Linked DNA regions of Homo sapiens: region 1 is linked to region 2. Evidence: chromatin contacts called from ENCODE Hi-C data. All regions are on one chromosome and are shown on one strand. Each heading gives the region's core, a stretch centred on a gene start or an enhancer-like site at or near the end of the contact. The rest is flanking DNA. Distances are from core to core; before and after follow the strand shown.

Evidence for each region. A loop is a pair of places that touch in the nucleus more often than their neighbours do.
Region 1: a map of aorta shows a loop between it and region 2 (4-fold over the local background). The contact joins the promoter of DOK5 here to the promoter of BCAS1-AS1 in region 2. A Hi-C loop is called at or near these places in 1 of 168 maps with a recorded cell type or tissue (aorta).

Annotation. Positions count from the first base shown.
Region 1 is chr20:54,474,326-54,478,167 of GRCh38, forward strand. DOK5 (docking protein 5) reads left to right here and starts at 1,268. Exons shown (of 8, transcript NM_018431.5): 1 at 1,268-1,687. The coding sequence starts at 1,622.
Region 2 is chr20:53,912,956-53,916,858 of GRCh38, forward strand. BCAS1-AS1 (BCAS1 antisense RNA 1) reads left to right here and starts at 2,534. Exons shown (of 5, transcript NR_199019.1): 1 at 2,534-2,611.

The DNA of each region.
Region 1 (3,842 bases), core at 18-2,517, 560 kb after region 2:
TGAATCCTCTTCTCAATGGCTCTGAGCAGTGATCTCTAGCTTTAGCTTTGTCGCTTCCCAGTGAGTAAGAATTTTTGTCTAATTTCTGATGATTATCTTTGCCTTTGTGAATAGTGCAAATGATTAGAAAGATCTTCCTTGGAAATCAACTAGTAACCTCTCTTTCTGTGAGATCCTCTCTTCAGAAGAGGAATAGGAGAATGTTTAGGAGCAGAGCTGGGCACTACACACACCTCCCTTCAATCCTAGCTCTGATAGTGGCCAGCTGTGAGACCTTAGCAAGTCTGTAAAATGTGGATGCTGGTGCCTAATTCATTATTCCCTTAACAAGATTAGCACAATGCCCAGCACACTGGTGCTCAATGTGTGTTAGCAATTATCAATCAAGTATGCTTTAGGGAGGTAATGCAGTCAGGGGCAGGTGAGTGTGAAATTCAGTCCCCTTCTTCATCTTATTGTATAGGCAGTATCTCATAATGGCAATGAGAGCTCTATTGCCAGGCTAAGGAGGCTTAATTAAATATGGGCCTGGTGTATACATTAACAGGGCACCTACCTCAAAAAGTGCAGGGGAGTTTGAATGAGTCAATCCATGCAAAAGGCTTGGAGAGTGCCTGGCACCTAGGTGGCCATCTTGATAACCACAAGGATTTACTGAGCACTTGCTCTGGGGTCAGGCTTTGGGGACAGACAGTGATGAGGCCAAGTCTCAGCCCCCTGGGAAACACATTCCGGCGGGAAAGAGGCTGAAACAGGGAAACTGTGGCAAATGATACCAGCGAGGGCTAGGTCCCTGACACAAGGAAACCCAAGGAAGCATTTGGCTTAAGCGGTGACAATATCCCTCTCCTCAGATGCCAAGGTCAAGGCGAGCCGCGGCAACACCATCTCCCCAGACACACACGCAAAATCGGCCCTTCTCGGGGAAAGGGCAGGGGCTGAAGGGGGAGGCGGGGTGGGCGGCGGCTGGAAAAAAGTGAAATTTCCTCTCCTCCTAAAATAAGTCATTGGAGCGAGGAGAGCGAGCGCTATCTCAGTAGGCTGTGGGCGAGGTGCGGGGGTGGCGGGGGCACGCTCCGGGTCCGCCAGGAGGGGAGGGATCGGAAGGGGAAGCGGGGAGGGAAAGGTGGGTGGGAGGCGCGGGGAGCGTTCCAGGGCGGCTGCTCACGGGTGGCCGCAGCCCAGTGCTGGGACTCGCGCGGCTCCTCCTCTTAGCCCCCCACCCCTTCCTCCTCTTTCCTCCTCCTCCTTCCTCCTCCTCCTCCTCCTTCTTCTCCTCCTTCTCGGCCGGGAGGAGGCAGGGCTGGATCCCTCAGCCGCCGCCGCTCCTCCTCCTGGCAGGCCGGCCGCGGAGTCAGCTGACGCCGGCGCTCCAGCCTCGCCTCCCCGCGCCGCGCTCTGCGCTCCCCGAAAGTGGCTGCAAGCCGGCCGCCCACTGTCAGGGTTGGGGGGACAGAGAAAGTGATGTGCGCCTTCTAAAGCCTCGCCCAGCGCCGCCGAAGCAGCTTCACCTCTCCAACTTTCTCCCACCGACTGCTTGTCTTGACCCTGCCCTCCACCCTCCCCAGAGCCACTTCGGGTGCGCGCTCTTGGGTAAAGGGGGGGTCACCGGCTGTCTGGGATGGCTTCCAATTTTAATGACATAGTGAAGCAAGGGTACGTGAGGATCCGGAGCAGACGCCTCGGGGTGAGTATCGATCCTCTCCGTGTTGCTGTTCGCCGGTTCGATTGTCTCTCTCTTGAGCCAGCATCCCTGGAGGGTGGACGGAGAGTCCCCGGCCGCGCGCCGGAGAATTGCGCGGTGGCTTTCTCAGCCGAAACCCGCGTCTCCGGGGCTGTCACTGTAAGGCCAGCGTCTAGGTATGTAATGGATCTATCTTTATCTCTTGGATGACTTGGCTTTCTGATGGTGGCCGCGTGTTGGGCTTCAGTAGCCCCTGGAGCCCATCTACTCGAAATAAATATTTCTCGGTAGCCATGGAAGTTGGAGCTGAGAAGCCCGGGCGGGGGTGCCTGCCGGATGCCCCCGGTTCCCCTCTTTTCCCACTCGCCGCCAACTTAACTTTTCCGGGGGATGGATCGGCTGGTTGAGAAAGAGGACACGCATACTCGGTGTGAACGAGGTCACGAACCCTCTGACCCCAGGGAGAGATTTCTGCCAAGCGTAAGGTGTCTTTGGATCCCCCCACCTCTGTCCCAGGTGTCGTGTCAAAGGCGGTGCGGGCTGGCCTCTGGTCGGGGCCAACTTGGGTAGATACTTGAATCTGGATTTTCCGTGGTTCGAAGCCGGGGTGGTGGATTTCTGTTGCTGGAATACACCCTGGAGGTCCACGGAAGGGTTATTTACGTGGAACCTGATACCTGGCATAGCGCAAGTGCTCCCTACATATGTCCTGAAAGGAAGAATGAATGAATCTTAGGGCACTTGGGACAGATGTTGACACAGGCTAGCTCCTTCCTTAAAACTCCCTCTCTTTCGCCCCTTTCTCTCTTGGCTCTTCGCTGGAGGAGGCTTCAAAAGAGAACCTACCCTTCCTCTCCTTGGGACTGAATGATGGTGGAAGAATTCTTGAGGGAGAGGGAAGATACTGGAACGATTTTTTTATTTCCTAAAAATTTCAAACTAGGTCCCTCATTTCTCTTTGCCTCCTATCAAGTGTTGTCGCTGTTTTAGTTGATCCTGTGCGTTTGGACATAAGGGGTGAAAAGTGGGGGTGGAGAGGTGGCGGGGGCGGGGGGAGAAAATATCCTTTGGTGTAATGCCTGAAATAAGTATAATGTCAGTAATCGTGTGGAATGCCGCCATTGATAATGAGTGGTAAATTGAATAGCTTTCTTTAGAAATATGTGTCATTTGGCATCTTTCTCTTACTTGGTCTTTGGACTGTTTTAATGTGCCAGATACTTTTACTGAAAACTGAAAAGAAATTTCACAGTAGTAAACTCAGCTAGGGAGGGAAGCCCTGTGGGGAGGAACATCCGCAATTATTATAAAACTCTTGCCTAATTCGTTTTGGTCTTTTTCTTTTCTTTTTCTCCCCTGCTGGTGACCATGTTTTAGCGATTATGTCCTGTGTTATTGTGAATATATACATATGTAATTAGGGAGAAATGTAACAGAATTCACCATTTCCATCAGCTCTGCCAAAGTTTCCTTGGTTTTCTTTTCTGCTATGCAAATATTCTCATCTTCAAGAGCACCCATTGTTGGGGGTACTTTACTGAGTGACTCCCATGTAAGGGGCAAACAATAATGGGAACTTTCTATTTTTGGTATGCTTATAGGCTGGCCAAGTGTTACAATTTTAAGGGGAGTTAAGTTAAAAAAAAAAAAAACCCAGCATTCTAATTTAGCTTTACTCCATCATGTCAATGGAAGGAATTGGTATGAGACATCCATTCTGTGTTAGGGAGCATTCCAATGGGAAGAGGACATGCATTATTAATGCACAAAATATGAATTATTCATAAGGATCAGAGTTTATGCCAAATTGTGACACATGGTAATTTATTTGAAAAACTGGTTACCATCACTTTCTTGTTTGTGGTAACTGAGATTATTTTTTCTAGATTATTACAATTGACACAACATAGCCCTATGTGTGTGCCAACATTTATGGACAGATATTTGAAGCAGAAGGAACAGAAATATTTAGTTTGTATTTGTTTTATGTTTTACAGCATTTTGGATGCTAATGAGCAGTATACTTTCTCAAGATTTATTCTTTTTGTCTGTGTTCACGTTCAGACTTCAGAATATCTATTGAATTATGGTTATTGCTCATGGAGAGAAAAGGTCAAAAATATGATCAAGTAAATCTGGTCTTATTTGTTAGCATTGG
Region 2 (3,903 bases), core at 1,284-3,783:
AGGCAGGAGGATGGCATGAACCTGGGAGACAGAGCTTGCAGTGAGCTGAGATCGCGCCACTGCACACCAGCCTGGGCGACAGAGCGAGACTCTGTCTCAAAAAAAAAAAAAAATATATATACACACACACACACACACACACACACACATATTCATATATATACGTATATATGTATACATGTATATACGTATATATGTATATATACATATATGTATATATATCCATGTGTGTGTATATATATCCATGTGTATATATGTATACGTATATATACACGTATATATGTACGTATACATGTATATATATACACATATACAGATACATGTATATATACATATATATAAAATAAAGCATAAGATATAATTATATTTTTGGAAATGACACATAACTCTATGTATTATGATGGTTTTCTTTTGAGGTTTCCTCTTTGGTTCTTGAGGAGTCAAATCCCTTCTTTGCTATGCCGTAGTTGCATGTTGAGAGGTCCTGTGCCAGGTGCTCAGGTGCCTGTCATTTCATCAGCTACACACCCTGGAAGCAGGCCTGACTCAATGGTCCCTGCTTTCCCCATGAAGCAGCAGTGACTCAGAGAGATGACACATTTGCCCACGGTCATTCAGTTTCTCAGCTAAATGAAGCTTCATTTAGCTTCATTTCTCCTTCTCTTAATCTCCAGGTATCTATTTATCTATCCATCCATCCATCCATCTTCCTATCCATCTATTCTCTATTGATGTATGTATATATATATATGTATTATGTATCTATGTGTCTATTACCTGTTTATGTTTCTATTACTTATCTATATCTACCCATTTATATGTATGTATGTATCTATCTACCATCTATCTATCCATCCTCTACCTATTTTCCATCTATCTATCATCTATGTATGTATTATGTACCTATGTGTCTGTCATCTATGTATCTATTACCTATCTATCTTTTTAAAAATTTATTTAATAGAGACGGGGTCCCGTTATGTTGCCCAGGCTGGTCTTGAACTCTGGACTCAAGTGATCCTCCTGCCTCGGCCCCCCAAAGTGCTGGGATTACAGGCATGAGCCACCATGCCTGGCTGTACCTATCTATCTTTATCTACTCATCTATATATATTGTATGTATCTATCATCTATCTATCTATCTATCTATCTATCTATCTATCTATCTATCTATCATCTATCAATCATCTATGTGTCTTATCTATCATCTATCTTATCTATGTATCTCTATGACCTGTCTATCTATGTATCTATCTGTTATCTCTCTGGTTATCTGGTCTCCAGTGCCCACCTCCTCCTCCCAGTCTTTTCTCTCACCCTGACTCTGAACTTCTCCAGGCCTGGTGTTATGTTTTCTGTAGCGTGACCTTATAACTAACCATCCCATCGAAGACGCTTGGGGGAGTGAAAGGAGGGGCTATTAATACTTCTGCAAAAACTGGCGCTGCCCTGAGCACACTGGGATGCCTGGTGGTGGTGGTGGTTAGGTGTAGATTTCTCCCCATTCCTTAGTGCCTCACAAGGGTGCTGTAAAACGTTTGTCGAGTGTGTTTTATCAACAGTCTCAGAAGGGGTGGTAAAAAAAAATACTCGTTTGTTTCATACAGAGAGAAATTGCATTACAAAGTGATGACTTACAAAATCACCGAAAGGAAATCAATGGTGAGGTGGAGCCAAACCTCTGCTGTAGAATTTCTGGATTCAGATAACACAGAGCTCTCTCCATCAAGCATTTGTGTGCAGAAGCTAAGCTCCAGGCCCAGGGAGAGAGCTTGAAGCAAAGACATAATAAAACAGTAACAGCTGCTACCGAAGCTGTGTCATGCAACTTTGCTTAGCCCTTTACTGTATGGTCTCATTTATTCCTTAAGGAAGGTGAGATTATAATAGAAAAGGAAAATGAATGTGCCGCAGTCACACAAATCACTCACTACTACACTGCCACCAGAGCCCAACAGAGTAGCCACAATTGTTTTCTTCCTAAAAGGTGCAATGGAGTAATACTGCACAATTTCCATTTAGATGTCCCTTCAACACGTTTCCTGGGAATCTTAGAGCAGTTAACACCCATTTAGAAAGGAGCTTTTTCATTTCGTAAATATGTTCAGTGCACCAAAACAGGCAAACAAGATAACCCGAACTCTTAACTTGCCTCAGCACCTCACCCCTTAAGATACATAGAAACAAATCAGAAATTATGCTCAATAAGGAATTTGCAAGGCTGAGGAGGGGGAGCTGGAGTCAAATCAGCTGGGTCTTCCGCCCCCTTCAGTAGGAGGGGGAAGATTACTGCAGAGAATGTAACAAGGAGAATAAGAGAGAGGGAGGGAGGGGGAAGAGAGAGAGAGAGGGAGGGGGGTGGAGAAAGAGAGAGACAGAGAAGGAAAGGAAGAAAGAAAAAGAGAGAGAATAACTGTTGGTAACGGACAGCCCAAGAAAATTGTAGAAAAGTCCATCTCTGGTACCTACCTGGTGCCACCTTCCCCCCACCCCCGCGTTGTTTATTTATTTATTTATTTTTTCTAGCCACCACCATTTTGTTGCCTGGCAGAGGTGTGAGATGCAAGGCTGTTTACAAAGCCCCCAGCAAGAGCAATCCCATCATCAGGAGGTTTGCTTCCCCCCCGGGCCAGCCCTCTCGCTCTCCATGCCCGTCTTGGCTGCATGCGTTGTACCTAACACATTTAACCCGCGTTTCTTAAGAGTTCTGCAAAATGGTGTCTGCTGGTGTTTGCAAGGGAAGCTCCCGCTGGGCGTCCCGAGCTGGGTGGGAGCTGAGTGTGCGGTTCCCTAACGAGCTGGCGGCCGGCCTGAGCGGCTCTGATCTCCAATTCTGACGGCTTGTCCTTCAGGTGACCTATATTATCTGGCACCTCAGTTGCTGCTCACAAAGAAAAAGTATCACTGGAAGAAAGAAAAAAAAAATCCCAAGTGATTGTGTACATGCTCTTTATTGAGAATATTAAACTCAGACGCCCTCTGCTGGGCAAGACGGGAAGGGGAGGCTGGGAGTAGGGGAGGGTGGCCGGGAGGGCTCAGGAGAAGCCGGGGACGGCCTCCTTCCTGTGAGATCTGTGGGCATGATTCAGGGCAAAGGGCGCCCATCAGAGCTGCTTTAGGCAAAGGGAAATACAAAACAAAAGTGAAACCGCTGACAAGGAAATCATTTAATTGGGGAGAAATGACAACTTCTTCACTTGGATTTTTTTTTTTCCTGTTCCTAAAATTGTTGCTTTTGATAGGTGAGAGGGAATGGGGTGGGGGAGACTGCTGGACACTGCCAACTTATTCATCAAGACAAAGGGTTTGGGTTTCAGGGAAGTCCTAGCAAAGAGTGTGGCTCAGCGGGTAGAAGGGTAGCTGAAATACCAGGACATTTTTGAGAGTGAAACAGAGTGCTATGGATGATGATGCGGACACAGCAGGTATAGTCCAGAGTGTCCCAGGCAAATCTGACTACCTAGTCCAGCACTGCACAGAGAGCTTTCTAGGATGATATGAATGTTTTGCATCTGTCCTGTCCTATCTATCTATCTATTTATTTATTTATTTTTGAGACAGAGCCTTTCTCTGTTGCCCAGGCTGGAGTGCAGTGGCACGATCTCGGCTCACGGCAACCTCCAACTCTTAAGTTCAAGCGATTCTCGTACCCCAACCTCCCGAGTAGCTGGGATTACAGGCACCCGCCACCATGGCTGGCTAATTTTTGTATTTTTAGTAGAGACAGGGTTTCGCCGTGTTGGCCAGGATGGTCTCAAACTCCTGACCTCAGGTGATCCACCTGCCTCAGCCTCCCAAAGTGCCGGGATTACAGGCGCGAGCCACTGCGCCCGGACTGTCCTGTCCTATATGGTAACCACCACCCACATGTGGCTACTGGGCTCTTGAAATGCAGCTACGCAA